2 separate regions of the Mus musculus genome follow, and region 2 is linked to region 1. The links are chromatin loops, found by intact Hi-C in ENCODE. Cell type or tissue: left cerebral cortex. All regions are shown on one strand. Each heading gives the region's core, and the rest is flanking DNA. Links, peaks and the distances in the headings are about the cores only.

Region 1 (7,384 bases), core at 1,260-6,259:
ACAGGCGGCTGAGAGCTGCCATGTGGGTGCTAGGAATCAAACTCAGGCCCTCTGCAAGAGTGGTCAGTGCTCTTAACCCCCGAGCCATCTCTCCTGCCTGTGAAGTGTTGTCTATGTCATACTTCATTCTTGGTGATCTTAGAGTATAAAACAATCATTGGATGTGACTTGTATCTATCCATGTCAGCAGGTTGGGTCCTGCTTAGCTTCTGAGACCAGTGCGGGTGGGTAGGGTCCCAGTGGTACGTATGGCCATCAACTGATTGTGACCTCTCTCTGAAATATTTGCTGACATTCAGCCTTGTTGCACCTTTAAAATTTTATCTTAATTAAAACTTGAAGTATTATCAAGATAAGTAAAAATACCTATTGTGCTCCTTACTTAATGTAGTGTTTTTTAGAGTAGAGAAAGAACATTTAAGAAAACCGATTTCATTTGTATCGTGGGTGTCCTTTAAGAATAAAAGACAAAGACATGTTTTTCTGTGTGTAGCAGTGTACTCTCTAAAATGGTGTTGTAAGTTAGAATTTCACTAACCTTTAATCCTGTAAAAATAATGCCCTTAACACTAAACTTTGCTGAGCAGTTAAAATTTTACATTAAAATTGTTCATCCTAAGCAGTATTTATGTGCTTTCAAAAGCTCTGCCCCATGTGAGAGATAAGACAGCTCCTGCCTTCAGCATCACTGGAATTGTGAAATGAGCACATTCTATAAGGACTCTGAACCCCACAGAAGGGCCTCTGATGGTGGTTGTGCCTTTACATCTCCACCCGGGTTCTCCTCTGTGTGCTCTGTATGCAGTTCAGGACCTGCAGTGGTGTTCAGAAGGAAATCACATGGAGGCTGCCGTGAACCGAGGCAGTCCACTTAGCACAGCCTCGTACCAGCCTGCCTACAGTGCTGGCATTCCAACACAAAATTGTGCCTTACCGAAAAACAAGGCCAAGAACCATGCTATGTTGTTCTCTGTATTTTAATTAGAAAAATTGCATTTCTGATATTTTCTCTGGTCCTTAAATGTTCCTCTAAAATGCTTTTAATGTGTTTTATTGAAACCTTTGTTATCACACATCAATGGTCACAGTTTCTCTGCTTTTTAGGTGTCCTGACATTTTAATTATTTTATATGTCTCCATTTGATTTAAAATACCTGTATCTCATAAGCCAAGGCTTAACTATACATTAGCATTTGTTCAGAGAATATTAATTTTATTAGTATAGTATAGTGTCCTACCATATTTTCAAAAAGCCATTTAAAATTTTAGGTTTGTTTCTCTGAGAAGTTTATTACTTTGTGGGGTGAGTTTCAACGTAGCCCTAGCCAGCCTTGAACTCACTATGTTAAGTGGCCTTGGACCCCTGCTCCTCCTGCTCCATCTCTCAAGTGGTGGGGTCAGAGGACGGTGTACCGCCACCACTTATGCTTGTTGATAAGTGTCACTCACCATTTTATCAGGTACTGGAAACTTCTGTTTGATTACAAAATCATTTGGGAGTTTTTTTTTTTTTTTTTTTAAAACATGGTCTTGCATAAGGTAAATATGAATAGCGGTCCCATTAATGTAAAAATAAAACAGGCTATCCAGGGTCTCCTTGCAGTGGCTGTTGGGTTTTGGACAGTACTGATTGTACCTTTCCTTGTGTAAGTGACTCTTAGATTTTCATTGGTAGCAGAAACTGTGGACAGCAACTGTAGTTCTGTCCTTGTTTCCGTGCTTGAGCTCCCTCCACCGTCCTCCCTCTTCCTCCTCCTTCTGGGCAGCTTTTCTTTTTATTTATTTAAAATATTTTATTTTTATATTAAAAAATCCCCCACAGCTTCTGGTTTATTCATTTCTTTTAGAAGTTTTCTTTAATTTTGACCTTTACCTCCCTGCAAATTAGTACTTTTCTTTACTTCTTTAATTTGTTTGTTTTTTTTTTTTTTTGGAGATGATCAAAGCTTTTAAAATTTCCTCTTTATTATAACTTAATTTTATATCCCTTCCAGATTTTAATATTTCTGTTTTTAATCTTGCTATCTTTATTTGACTACAAAACTAGGGAAAGGGTTTACTATATTATTTTCCTGGCTTAATTATTTGGGTTAAATCCTTGCTATTGTCAAAGTTTAATTAATTTTGCTTACAAACATGTAGACTTTATTATTTGCAACATTTCTTGGATTTGAAGTAACCTTGAAATATATCCAGTCCGTTTTGATTTAATAGGTAATTAGAAATAAGATGTGTTGTCTGTAGTGCAGTTAATGCCCACTGACTTCATGGAGAGAAAGGAAGACCCAGCCAGTGCTTGTTTGTTGGTTTATACCTTGTGTGTGTCTCATTCGAGTTCCAGTTTGGTTTTACTGTGTTAAGTCCTCATTTGAAAGCCTGCCAGTGCCAGTTGAGTGTAATTTGGCATATAGACGACTGTAGCTTTCCACGCCCTGTGTGTCCTTTAACAGTGTTGCAGTTAAGTCTTCCACTGTATTTGCCTTCAGTTTTGTTCCTATATTTGTAAATTGTAATTAGTTTGGTACATGGTTGGCAGCTGGTTTTATAAATGGAGAAAGGGGTTTGTTCTTTGACCCTTTGTCATTAATATAGATGATTATAACTGAGTTAAAATGAAATGTCTAGTGTTTGTCTGGTGCTGCTTGCTGCTTCCTTCCTCTCCTCCCCTTCCTCATGACTGCCCTCCATCTCCCATCTCCATTTCCCATCTCCATCTCCTCTCCTTCCCCTTCCTCTTCTCTTCTTCTCCCCCTTCCCCTTCCTCCTCCTTTCTTTTCCTCCCCTTCCTCCTCCTCTCTTCCTTTCCCCTCTTTTCTCTTCCTACTCCTCTCTTCCTCTCTTCTCCTTCCCCTTCTTCCTCCTCTCTTCCTCTCCCCTCCTCCCTTCTACCTCTCCCCTCCTCCCCCTCCCTTCTCCTCTCCCCTCTCCTCCTTTCTCTTCCTTCTCTTTTCCTTTCACCTCCTTCCCCTTCCTCCTCTCTTCCTTTCTCTTCCTTCCTCTTCCTTCTCTCTCCCTCTCCCCTTCTTCCTCTTCCTCCTCTATTCCTCTCCCCTCCTTCTCCCCTTCTCCCCCTTCCTCCTCCTCTCATCCTCTTCCTTCTTCCCCTTCCTCCTCCTCTCTTCTTCTTCTCTCAGCCACCCTCCCTCACTTTATGATGGTTCCTGCAAGGACTCCACATGGCATGGAGCGTGTCTGTGCGATTGAACCACCCCCAACACTACAGACCACGAGCTGAACTTTTCTCAGTCTCCACCTAACTTTATTCCAGGCTCTTTCTGGAATCCAATAAAACATGCTATGAATGTTCTTTTTTCTTTCATATATTTGTAAATAATATCTATGAAGTTAGGATAAAAGGTAGAGCAAGCTGTTTAGGTAGCTAGACTTTTAAAAATAAGACCAGTTTTGGATCTGCTAGGTTAATACCGAATAAAACTGAAGCTGGCTCGGTTTTACATCAGTAGAGGCTGAAAAAAGTGAGGATTTTTTGTAAACTTGAATTCGCATTGTATGTACTTAGAGCAGGATGCACAGTTAATATAATGAGCACTGGGAGCCTTTGATGACTAAAGAAATCATTTGTGGTGGAAAGCATAAACTGATGAAGGAGGCCATAGTACTTAGGAGGCTAGTTTGCCTTCTGTTTGACTTTGTGGGAGGCTTGGGCATTTTGCCTGTGGGACGCTGAGTGCTGTGCACATAGAAATGGACTTGGTGGGTAGAGGCCTTTGGTAGGGCTCACCAAGATGGGCAGTGCCAGAATTGCTTTCATTTCTTTAGTTACCCCCTTCCCCCTAAGACTTTTTTTTAGCTGATTCTACTAAGAAGTCTTCACAGACGATCCTAGAGCAGCTTGAATGTACTGCTGTGGTAATGTTGTCTGAATTGCTAAATTTGAACATTTGTGTCACTATCTCCACACCCTCTTTAGCTGTTACTTGAAATGGATTTTCTTAAATTGCCACCAGATGGCAGTTTTGCATTTAGTGATAGCTTCAGTTTCAAGCTTCTGTTTCATTCTCTCCCTGCATGTCTCTCAGGCTCAAGGGGGTTTTAACTCCTTCTTATATAAATCGACCATAACAATCCTGCTTGTAACATAAAGTGAGCATGCACAAGACACTTGTCAAAGACCCCAGTCTAATTTAAGATAATCAACTTTGTGTGTGTGTGTGTGTATGTAGGTATGCATGCATGTATGTTTGTATATATGGCACATGTATGTGTGTATTTATGTATATAGTATGTATGAGATGTATGGTGTGTTGTTTGAGTATATGTGTGTTTTGTGTGTATGGTGTATATGTGTGTGTGTGTGTGTGTGTGTGTGTGTGTATGTATATATATATATGAATGATGTGTATAATATGTGCATGCATGCTTTGAGATAGTGCTGAGGTGGGAGGACTACCTCCTTGCCTTCCATCTGGAGTCAGGACCTGTATTGTTTACAGCTGTGTATAGCAGTCTACTTAGCTAGAGAGCTCCCAGAATCCTCCTGTTTCTTCCCATCCTGGTATGAATGTGCTGGGATTACAAACAGGCTTCTGCATCTGGTTTTTTCTGAGGGTTCTGGGCATCGAAGCTCAGGTCCTCAGGCCTGTAAGGCAAAATTGTCATCTACTGAGCAATATTTCATAACTCCCAATGCTTTCTAGAAGTTTTACGTTGAAAAAACTTGAAGTGTTACTTTGCTAAGATGCTGACATCTGAAATGGTGCCTTGGCACTCTGGATCTCCTTGTATCCATTTTCTACAAACCATGGCTTTCTTGTGTGTCACTGTAGCATGATGGTTAGGATCAGGGAACTGACATTAATACAGGAAGTACCTTCTAGTCCTTGGATTCCCATTTAAGTTAGACTTTCTTCTTTTAAATCAATAAAAGAGTTTAGCTCAAAGGCATTTTCAGTCTTTCCGGCTAGCATGTGTCCAGCTGCTTGCTGAACTGAGCTACAGTCTGCTGCGCGAGACCAGTGTGTGTGTTCCCCTTGTTTCCTAGAGTTTATTTCCCATGTTTCTTTGTGCAGATGCTGACCTTGCTCTGCCCATAACCGGTCACATCGCTATGTTCTCACCGTGAAGTGCGACTCTCACAGGAGGGAGGGTACATGCTGAGCAAACCTGACCCCAGGCCTGTCTGGGAGGACCAGCTCCTGTAGGGTGGCGCTGGCGACTCGGCCCCTCATGCTTGCTCTGATTACTGACCCTGGCTTTTACTTCGCTTTCATTAAAGGCTGGTGCCGCTGTTTGAGTCTGTGGCAACTTCATAGTTTACTCAATATCGTTACTCAGACGCAGCCTTTCTGTGTTATGTTGAATAGATAATGACTTAGGGAATCGGAGTCACTTCCTTAGATTGACTCTTAGTGTTGCAGCCTAGCTTTCCCGAATATATTCAGTCAGAACTCTTGAGTATTGCTTTCTCTTTTCAGAATTAATACTGTACTTTAAAAAGTAATATTAGGATACATTGTTTAAAAAGATCAGAGCATCCTTAACCTCAGCCTGAGCCTTTTTCTGCTCCAGTACTCGGCTGTTATGTAAGGTGTTCTGTCTGTAGGAGGGTGAAACTTGAGGTTTAAATGGCTCGGTGAGGGTCAGGGACTCAGATGTGATTTAAGTGTGCAGTGACAGTGTGAGTCTTCAGGTACTGAGAGGGAAATGACAATACCTTGGGTGAGTGTCCGTCACCAAGTGCTCGCCTTGTGCAGGTCTTGGCGTATTTTAGCACAGTCCGATGCCCGTGCTCACTCACTGAAGAGCCAGCAGTGTAGACAGTGCGTAGCACTCTATCAAAGGCCATACGGCCATGTGTCTGTGTGTGGCCGAGTTGGAATTTGCCCTGGTTGTAGAGTGTGTGCTTGTAACCACCCTGTCATTCTGCATACACAAGATCAGCCTAGTACTGGACCTGTCATCTGGAACTCTGGAGACTTGGAGACAGGCAGATATTGTTTATATCTGTTTATAGTTTGTCATTTGTTACTGCCAGTAAACATAAAAATCCAGGAAATGTGCTACCTAAACTCTCTTTGAGGAAAATTAGTCCATGTAGAGATCTTTGGATACATAGAGGTGTCCTAGTGGCACGAAAGCAGAGGATGTGGGGAAAGTCAGACTGGCAATGGTCTGATGACTTAAATAAATAAAATAAAATAAAGCTAATCTAGACCATAAAAGGATGGGGTAACACATTAAGAAAAAAGTCAGTGGGACGAGGAAAAATAGAAAGTCAAAAAAGAAACAAGTATTTGGTAAGTAGCGGAAAGGAAGTGGGCTGAAGGGGCTGAGGTGGGGCATGTGCAGGGCATGGCTCCTGGGGGGAGGCAGTGCCCTAGGATGTCAGAGAGGACAGTGCTGTGTGTTCCTTCAGGGGCAGGACCTTGCCATTGAATAATTTGGCAAAGATAAGCTAGGTAAATGCAAACAAAGCAGAAGTGGTAACATCAATGGCAGAGAAATTTAATACTTAAAAACCAGAAGAGCTGAGAGACTCACAGGTTTCTGTCCTTAAGCTGCTACAAACCTTTATGTAGGAAAGTTGTCACGGAGACCTACAGAGACAGAGCAAAAGCTCCAATAATTAACGGATTAAAAGACAGCTATTATGAAAATAGAATCTGGCCTAGCAAGAAGTTTCAACATAAGCAAGGATTTAAAGATTGGGAATGGTGTAGCCAAACTTGGGAGTCCCTGTTTTGAGAAATATTTGAGGGTATGCTCCAGCAACCTGAGAGTAAAACTTAAGAAAGAGAAAGACACTGGGTGTGAGAAGTGACTCAGCCAGATGTCCAGCAAGAAGCAGGTGAAAGTTGGGAAATACTCTAGAGAGTGGGCCATCCTACCAGAGTGTGATGGTGACAGCCAGGAAGTCAGTGGAGTAGAGTCTGACAGTCAAGAAACTCGCAAGAGGTATGAGAGGAAGTCTGACGTCATTCATCAAAATGGCGAAATACAGACGAAGCTGTAAACCAAAGTGTTGGACTTCAAGTGTGAGACAGACATATGTCATAGAGGTTATAGTGTCTGGCAAAGACGTGAGGAGGACATTTGAATTGGCCCTGGAAGCGTTTTGGGGAGCACGTGCCTTGGCTCTCCAATGGCTCCACCCACAGAATCTTAGCTAAGAGTGTGTGGTGTGGTGTGGTATGTGTGTGTGTGTGTATGCGCTCACGTGTGCATGTGTGCCTGTGCGCACACACCGAGGCTAAAGGAGTATGATGGTACCCTGATAGCACTCTGCTTATTCGCCTGACAGGATTCTCAGTGAACCTGGATCAAGGCTGGCATCCAGTAAGGCCCAGGGATCCTCTCTGTGCCCACTCAGTGCTGGGTTATAGGCAATATATAGCCACAGCCAGCTTCTTACATGTGTGCTGGG
Region 2 (7,384 bases), core at 988-5,987, 76 kb after region 1:
GATTGTAAGGAAGGAGGGGATATTGCTGCGCAGATACAAGATCTGCACTTGATGATTTGTGTGGACGCTTATCCACCAGATGTCAGCCGAGTGTCTCGTTTGAACAAGGTGAGTCTATGAGAGGCAGTCCCCCGATTGGCTCCAGAATAGGGTGCTTTGAAATTATCTTCACAAAGGATCTGCATGAGCTGGCGGTCTCTGAATTTCTGCCTTCCGCCACTGCCACTTACAGTTCAAAATATCGTCTTACATCTGAGAAAGAGGAGGAAAGGAGAGTCTATTCCCAAGCATCCTACCCCTCGAGGGACTCCACATCCCCAACCGGTACAAGCAGAAGAAGTGGAGTGAGTCACTGGTCATGCATTCTGTTATCATCCATGTTTGCATCTGTTTTTCTTGCAAGCCTCCACTTCCCCTCTAAATCAGTCATTTATATCCTCATCTAAATTATGTAAAAACACTGTTGTAAGTTAAAGACTGCTTGCAAGAGCAAAAGCCAGCTTCACCTACGCACCCTGCTCTCGATTCTATTTCTTGGATGGGCCATGCTCATTTCTTGTCATATGTGTTTGAGTACACTAGCCAGGGTTAGTGGTGCTTGCTGCTGTAACCAAAAACATCCGAATAATGGCAGCCCAGTGGCAGGGTCTTGGTTCTCCTCAGAGAAGGCCTGCAGGAAGAGAGTGGTTGCTGGCCACTCATGTGGGGACTCAGTCATGCTTCTGTTGATGTTCTGTGTACTATCTTCATCCCGGGCTTTCAAGTCTTCTCTGGAAGAAGAGGAAACGGGGTTGGTGTGCTGAAATGTGGGAGAGGCTTTATGCTGGAGCAAGATGCACTCTCAGTTCTCTCAGCTCTCACAGACCGCAAGAAAGAGCCCAGCACAAAAGGGCAGGCTATTGCGGAGAACTAGGAGCATGGAGTTTAGCTGAGGTCCCAAGAAGGGCCAGAGAAGCACAGCGCATTGCCCTTACCACTGTGGGACTGAAGACCTGGGATATCTTTCACAAGGCATTTGAAGAGCCAAATGTCAGATAAGTAGATCTGCAGACCCTGTGTGCTGAAGCCGTGGGTTCTAGACATCCCCTGGAGGGTTTCCTAATGTGTTAGCTGTCATGCTTCCCCAGGTCTCAGCAGGCAAGCGGCCTCTGGCTAAGTGCCACTAAACCTCTCCTAAGATGTTCTTTTCTTAGATCTGGGTCTGAGTGAGTGGGACCCCATCCTCTAGTAACGTCACCATTACTGCCAAAGGGAGGGCTGGGGCGGGGGAAAGAGCAGATGGATCTCCTGTGCCCATCCCTGCTCCGGCCTGACCGCTGCTGTGCTCACCCCCTCCCTGCCTGACCGCTGCTCTTTCACCACATTTTTTAAAACATCCCTCTGAGTGTCAGGCACCAGAGGCACCTTGGGAGCCTCGCTGGGCTGCAGCGCAGGGAGCATCGCTGGGCAGCCGGCACGCGCTAACTGGATATGCTCAGGTCTGTCTGGATCGCCTCTGAAACATTACTAACTTCAGATCTTGATTTTTTTCCTTAGAAGTGAAGCCAAGTTATGAAGCCAGCATTCCTGTCAATCCTAATCCCCGACTCCATCTTCATCCATGGATTGTCCAAGTATATTCTAATTTTCAACCCAATATGTAATTAATGTTCACAGTGATTAGTAATTGTAGAGCAGACAAGAATTGCCCAGGCAGTAGTACCTGAGGGATTTGGAGCTCAATTTTTAGGGAAATGGCCTCACTGGATGCCCTTCTGCATCATCTAACTACATGTGACCATGAAGAAAGGTCCCTTCTACTCATAAGCCCACACTGATGTACTACAATCACTGGAGGCTAAGCCTATGTGTTAAGGTACCCTCTGCTCTTAAAATAAGAGTTGAGCTCTTTGTCCTTTTATTCTGTTTATAAACACAGTAACTAACAGACTGTAAAAATAATGCAGGCACAGAATAGCATAAAGATAACAAAAGCCGCCTTTCTACAGTATGGAACTCTTACAAGAAATGTACACAAAATGCAGGTGTGCCCCGAAGCACGTGGCAGAGACTCACAGGCTACAAAACAGAAAGCGCACGGAGCCCTTGACAAGATCACACCCCACCCTTACCCAGGGCTATGATGGTTTTCTCTGAAACGTTCCATTTTTAGTGTATGTGCTCCTGGAAAAAAATTAACTCAAAAACTATGAAGACGGCTTTCTGTGTTAACAAAGAAATTATAGTTCCTCGAATATGTCATTAATTTTTCATGCCTCATTATTTGTGATATTAAAGAAGGAAGGAATGGTCAGAGGGAGGTTAAACAGCTCCTGGTTGAGCCACCATGCCCTACCTCCATGGTATATGTCATCAGTTTCTTTAAAATACTTTTATTGTTATATATTCATTGTATATAGACCTGGGATCATAGAGACATAATTGGCTTTTGGGTGATTTGACATCTCCGACTATCTGAAATGAGCACGCCAGTATATTAGTCTGTTTTTATTATAATGATCAAATACCAGGGGCTGGATGCTTTGTGACAAGGTTTGTTTGTGTCTCTGGTGATTCAAGGACACGGTGGTGGCACTGGCTGGATCCTTGTGAGGATTGCATGACACCTCAATGGTGGGAGCAGATAGCAAGGAGGAGAAATGATGAGGTAAGGCTGGAAGCTGGATGTGAGCCGGTGAGACCGGAAGCTGGATATGAGATGGTGAGACCGGAAGCTGCATGCGGTCAGGTAGGGGAGCAGGATTGCCCTCTATTGTGGTAAGAGCCACTTACGGTCCCCTCCCCCCACCAGTGCTACTTCCCATTGTATTCCATGTCCTACACATGATCTTTGACAAGATCCTAGGGCTTGTCAAACCACCAGTACCCAACATATGAGCCCTTGGGGAGGATGCTCAGATCCTATCCAAACCACGGCCCGTGCTCTCCACTTGCATCTCGCTCTTGGAACAGCAGCCCTTCTCTTCAGCCCCTTCAGCCATCTCATTCCTTCAATCTCCTTTACTGTCTGCTTGTTTCCTTGAGAGCTCACATTGCAGCTCACTCTTCCAGGGACCAGAGTCTTCCCCGGCGATGCTAAATTTGGACTCTACTGCTCTGCCTTCGTATCTCTGTGAATAAGTCGTGTGATTTTTTTTTGTCTCAATCTTTCAAAAGGCTTTGCAATAATGATTCAACTCAGTGTATGTGGTATCAATGGAGCATACAAACTCACCATGGAGTTCACGCGTGTCCAAGCAATTAGGAGGCTAACCACCCTGTGAAAAACACATATCCCAGAGGCAACGAAATTAGCATCTAGGCGGCAGCATCTTTATAATGAAGATTTAATCTGATCTTTTCGAAGACGATATAAGCAGTCTGCACACTTCTTAAGGAAGTACCAGTGTTCCTTTATAAGATGGCTGCAAATCTGTTCTAAAATAGTGTCTGCTACTTCAGTTAAAGTTCAAGGAAAATTGTCCTTAAAAAGAAAACAAATTGAATACCATAAGATACAGGTAATTTATTAGACTTAAAAAAAATCTCATTATTTTTTTTTTTTAAAAAGTGTGGAGATGGGTACTTGGCCTGTGTATGTCTGCGCACCATGTGTATAGTCCCTGCTGAGCCAGAGGAGAACATGGCTCCTCTGGAACTGGAGTTAGAGATGGTTGTGAGCTGCCACATGGGTGTTGGGAATAGAATCTGGGTCGTCTGCAAACACGGCCAGCACTTTCAACTGCTTAGTTATCTCTCCGGCCCCCTTCTGATTCTTAATTGCTATATAGTTGCAACATAATAAAAGAATTCTATCTGTCATGAGTATTGACAAAGCTGTAACATGGCTTGAACACAGATACCTAAGACATCACAGGAAGAAGTCAGTTTTGACTTAAGGAGTCCTGACTGGAAGAGGCAACCTTCTAGTGAACTGTTCCTCTGGGCAGTGTTGGGCCTTATTCGTCTGGATACTGAGGCCTAGTGGGGAAGCCTGAGTCTTTGCTCGAGTTTAGAGACCTGTCTTGTTCACTTCCATACTGGAGTGGCTCAGCACAACCTACTTAAGCCTGCCTTTGCCTAGCTACCACTGATGTAGAATAACTTTATTGGCCCTGTCAGTCACCCCATACCCTCCATCACCCTTCCCCGGCCCCTACCTCATCTCACCTCACCAAAAATCCCCACCTCCTTCCTCAACCCTATATAAACAAAAGACTGATGCAATAAAATGAGTTCCTGCTTTGATAGACTCCCAGCCCCTGGCATGTTTGTTTTGGGCCACTCAGCCTTGGAGGGACTAGGCTAGACTGGGTTCTCTCCTCTCACCTGGACTCGCTAGCAGATAGCTGACAGGGCTGGACATAGGGCTCAGTGGGAGAGTGCTAATCTAGTATGATAAAACTTTGAGTACAGCTTTCATCAACACGTGTACATGCATGCACATACGCACACATTCACACACACATTCACACACATGCATGCATACATTCACACATTTGCATACACGTGTGTGCATACACATTACAAAGAAACATGTTAGGTCAGATAAGCAATTTAAAGTTGGAGACATGCTAAACACATGACTACAAACATACATTGCATCTCAATGTGTTTTAGGTAGAGGCTTCTCCTCCAGCCTATAGAATAATACACACACGGACAGTACCATTATCTTACCTTAGTATTCGGCTGGTTTTGAAAAGCAATAAACACCAGTCCTGTATTTTACCTTTTGTGAGAGTTTGGATGAATATGGCCCCATAGGTCTGTAGGGAGTAGCACCATTAGGAGGTATGGTGCTGTTGGTGTTGGTGTGGCCTTGTTGGAGGAAATGTGTCACTTGGGGTAGGCTTCGAGGGTTAAGGAGCTCAAGCCAGGCCCAGTGACTGACTGTCTTTTGCTGCTGCCTATGGATCCAGATGTAGAACTCTCAGCTACCTCTCCAGCACCATGTCTGCCTGTGTACCACCATGCTTCTGACCATGACCGTAATAGACTAAACCTCTGAACCATAAGCCAACCTCAGTTAAGTATTTTCCTTTATAAGAGTTGACATGGTTATGGTGTCTATTCACCGCAATGAACCCCTAACTAAGCCACCTTTCAAGAAAAGGCATTTCTACAACTATTTATGTGCAGACAAGCCCAGACACAATCAACTAGCTTTCTTTCTTCTTAACAGTCTTTTCCCTAGAGCTTCTGAAATCTTTGCATTTAAAAACCAGTTAACCAAGACAGGAGAGAGAAGCCCATGGAAACTACCCAGTGTCTTAAACGCGTTCTCGCGACCGGCCAGGAAGAACGCAGCAAACCAGAATCTTCTGCGGCAAAAGCTTTATTGCTTACATCTTCAGGAGCCAGAGAGCAAGAGCCAGAGCAAGAGTCAGAGCAAGAGAGAGAAAGAAAGCAAGAAAAAGAACAAGAACAAGAAAGCAAGAGAAGAGAGAGAAAAAGCAAGAACAAGAGAGAGAAAAAGCATGAGCAAGAGAGAGAAAAAACATGGCAAAACCCCGTCCCTTTTAAGGAGAATTATCCTCCGCCTAGGACGTATTACTCCCTGATTGGCTGCAGCCCATCGGCCCAGTTGTCATCACGAGAAAGGCAGAACACATGGCGGGAAAACTGCCCCTGCACGTGTGCAGATTATGTTTACCACTTAGAACACAGCTGTCAGCGCCATCTTATAATAGCAAATGTGAGGGCGGCTCCCCACACCAGTGTGTATACACAAGGCCACTTTCCTCCCGGGGTCCCTGGCTGTTCTGTTCTTTGCTATTAGACTTCTACTCCGCCTTCACATCTGATGGCCCAGAATTCCTTAGCTGACAGTGCTGGTTGTTCTGTTGTGTTTGTTTGCTTTTGTTTTTTGTTTTTTGTCAACTTGACACAAACCCAGGCGTACACATGGGAAATGAAAAATCTGAGGCTCTGCCTTCATCGAATTGTCCTGTGGACATGTATGTGGGGCGTTTTCTTGATTACTAGTTGACATGGGAGGGCTCAGCTCTTTGTGAGTTGTTCCTGCCCTAGGCAGGTGTTTCTGGGGTTGTATAAAAAAAAGCAGGCTGAGCAAGACATGGAGAGGCAGGTAGTAAGAAGCAATTGATCGATCCTCAGGGCCTTTCCTTCTGTTCCTGTTTTCAGGCTCCTGCTGTGAGTTCCTGTTGGCTTCCCTCTATGATAGATTCTAACCTGTGAGAATAAACCCTTTCCTTCCTGGAGTTTTAATTAAAACCATTTGATCAATGCTTATCACAGCAAAAGTGCACTCCTGGGGTCTTGACTGTCCTTGTTGTGGGCAAGGGCAAGCAATTTGCTGGACCCTGGCCTGAAGCCCAGGTAGGCCTTTGCAAACCTGGGTTTCCAGGATCCCAGGTCCCCTGATGTGAACTTCTGGGAGTCCAACATGGGCTCTTCCTTGTGAGTGATGGCTCTGGGGAGCTCGGCCAGTCCTTTTTCTAGGTGGACCATAAATCCTTTCCCAATGCTCACTCTTCATGAAGATCAAAGTTTCCTTAGACATGATCTTCCTGGAAGGACCACTCAGATGCTAGACTCACTTTATGCCAAATAAGCCTACTTGGAGCAGTGGTAGCTCTGGCCTGTCAACCCCACCCCAACCCCCACCTTGGGAGTTTGAGGCAGTGACCAAGGGTTCTAGGCTGTGTGGGGAGCTCCTGTCTCAAATCACCTGAAACCAACCAAGCAAAAAAGCTGTGAGGGTTTCTCTCCCCCATACCTGTAAGAATGTACAGTCCTGGTTCTAACAGTGCTCACCATAGGAGACTTCACTTGGCAACTGGAGAAAGTTTTATGTCAAGATACTTCTGTTCTCTGATTGCTTGGGAGTTGGATAACAATCCCATTTTTATTGGCCAGCTGGGTTCTTGTCACGTTCTTTTTCATCTTCAGTTTTAGTTAAATGCCCTTTTATTGATTGAAAACAGCTTTGGCAACAAGACCCCTTCCTATGGACATAGAGTGAATGTATGGTATCTCTTTCTTACATTCTTATCTTCCTGCTGCTTTCCCTTTTTTGGTCTGGGCAATAATACCAGTTGTCTTCTGTTTGAAACAAAAAGAGTTGAAATAAGTCTGCTGGGGACCAAAAGTGATTGTGTGGTAGGTTTTAAGTTTCATGAAATAAGTACTGGTGATAATGAACCAAGGCGGGAGGTAGAAGCTGCATGGTCAGAGTCAGGGTGAAGGAGACCAGAGGCAGAGGTGAGGGCTCTGTGGCTCAGCACCTCAGCCTGCAAACCCACCTCGGGAGCGGAAAGGCTTGCCCGCTGGCAACAGTGTTATCTTTTCTCCTGCTGCACTGCTGGTTAACTCTTCTGTTTTGGTAACATGTTGAAGATATGTAGTTAGAAGATAGCAGTTGGATGGATGACTACACAGG

The links. A loop is a pair of places that touch in the nucleus more often than their neighbours do. Peaks named below come from ENCODE experiments on the same cell type or tissue, not always from the same donor. Only the 100,000 strongest peaks of a DNase experiment are listed, where the experiment ranks them.
Region 2: it touches region 1 in a loop (2.1-fold over the local background); 1 of 42 quality-filtered maps calls a loop at or near these places.

What each region holds. Positions count from the first base shown.
Region 1 is chr13:59,485,929-59,493,312 of GRCm38, reverse strand. All of the region lies in intron 17 of Agtpbp1 (ATP/GTP binding protein 1), which reads left to right. Among named protein-coding and RNA genes, the nearest start is that of Agtpbp1, 68 kb to the left of the region's middle. In left cerebral cortex, for the core only: a CTCF peak has its summit at 3,966 (motif pointing right); DNase peaks (open chromatin) are centred at 2,378, 3,185 and 3,920; H3K27ac peaks cover 2,680 bases.
Region 2 is chr13:59,409,771-59,417,154 of GRCm38, reverse strand. Gm34788 (a long non-coding RNA gene) reads left to right here. Exons shown (of 3, transcript XR_873544.1): 1 at 1-108; 2 at 233-3,500; 3 at 3,839-4,917. Among named protein-coding and RNA genes, the nearest start is that of Gm34788, 3.8 kb to the left of the region's middle. In left cerebral cortex, for the core only: no CTCF peak of the experiment used is centred there; a DNase peak (open chromatin) is centred at 3,078; H3K27ac peaks cover 741 bases.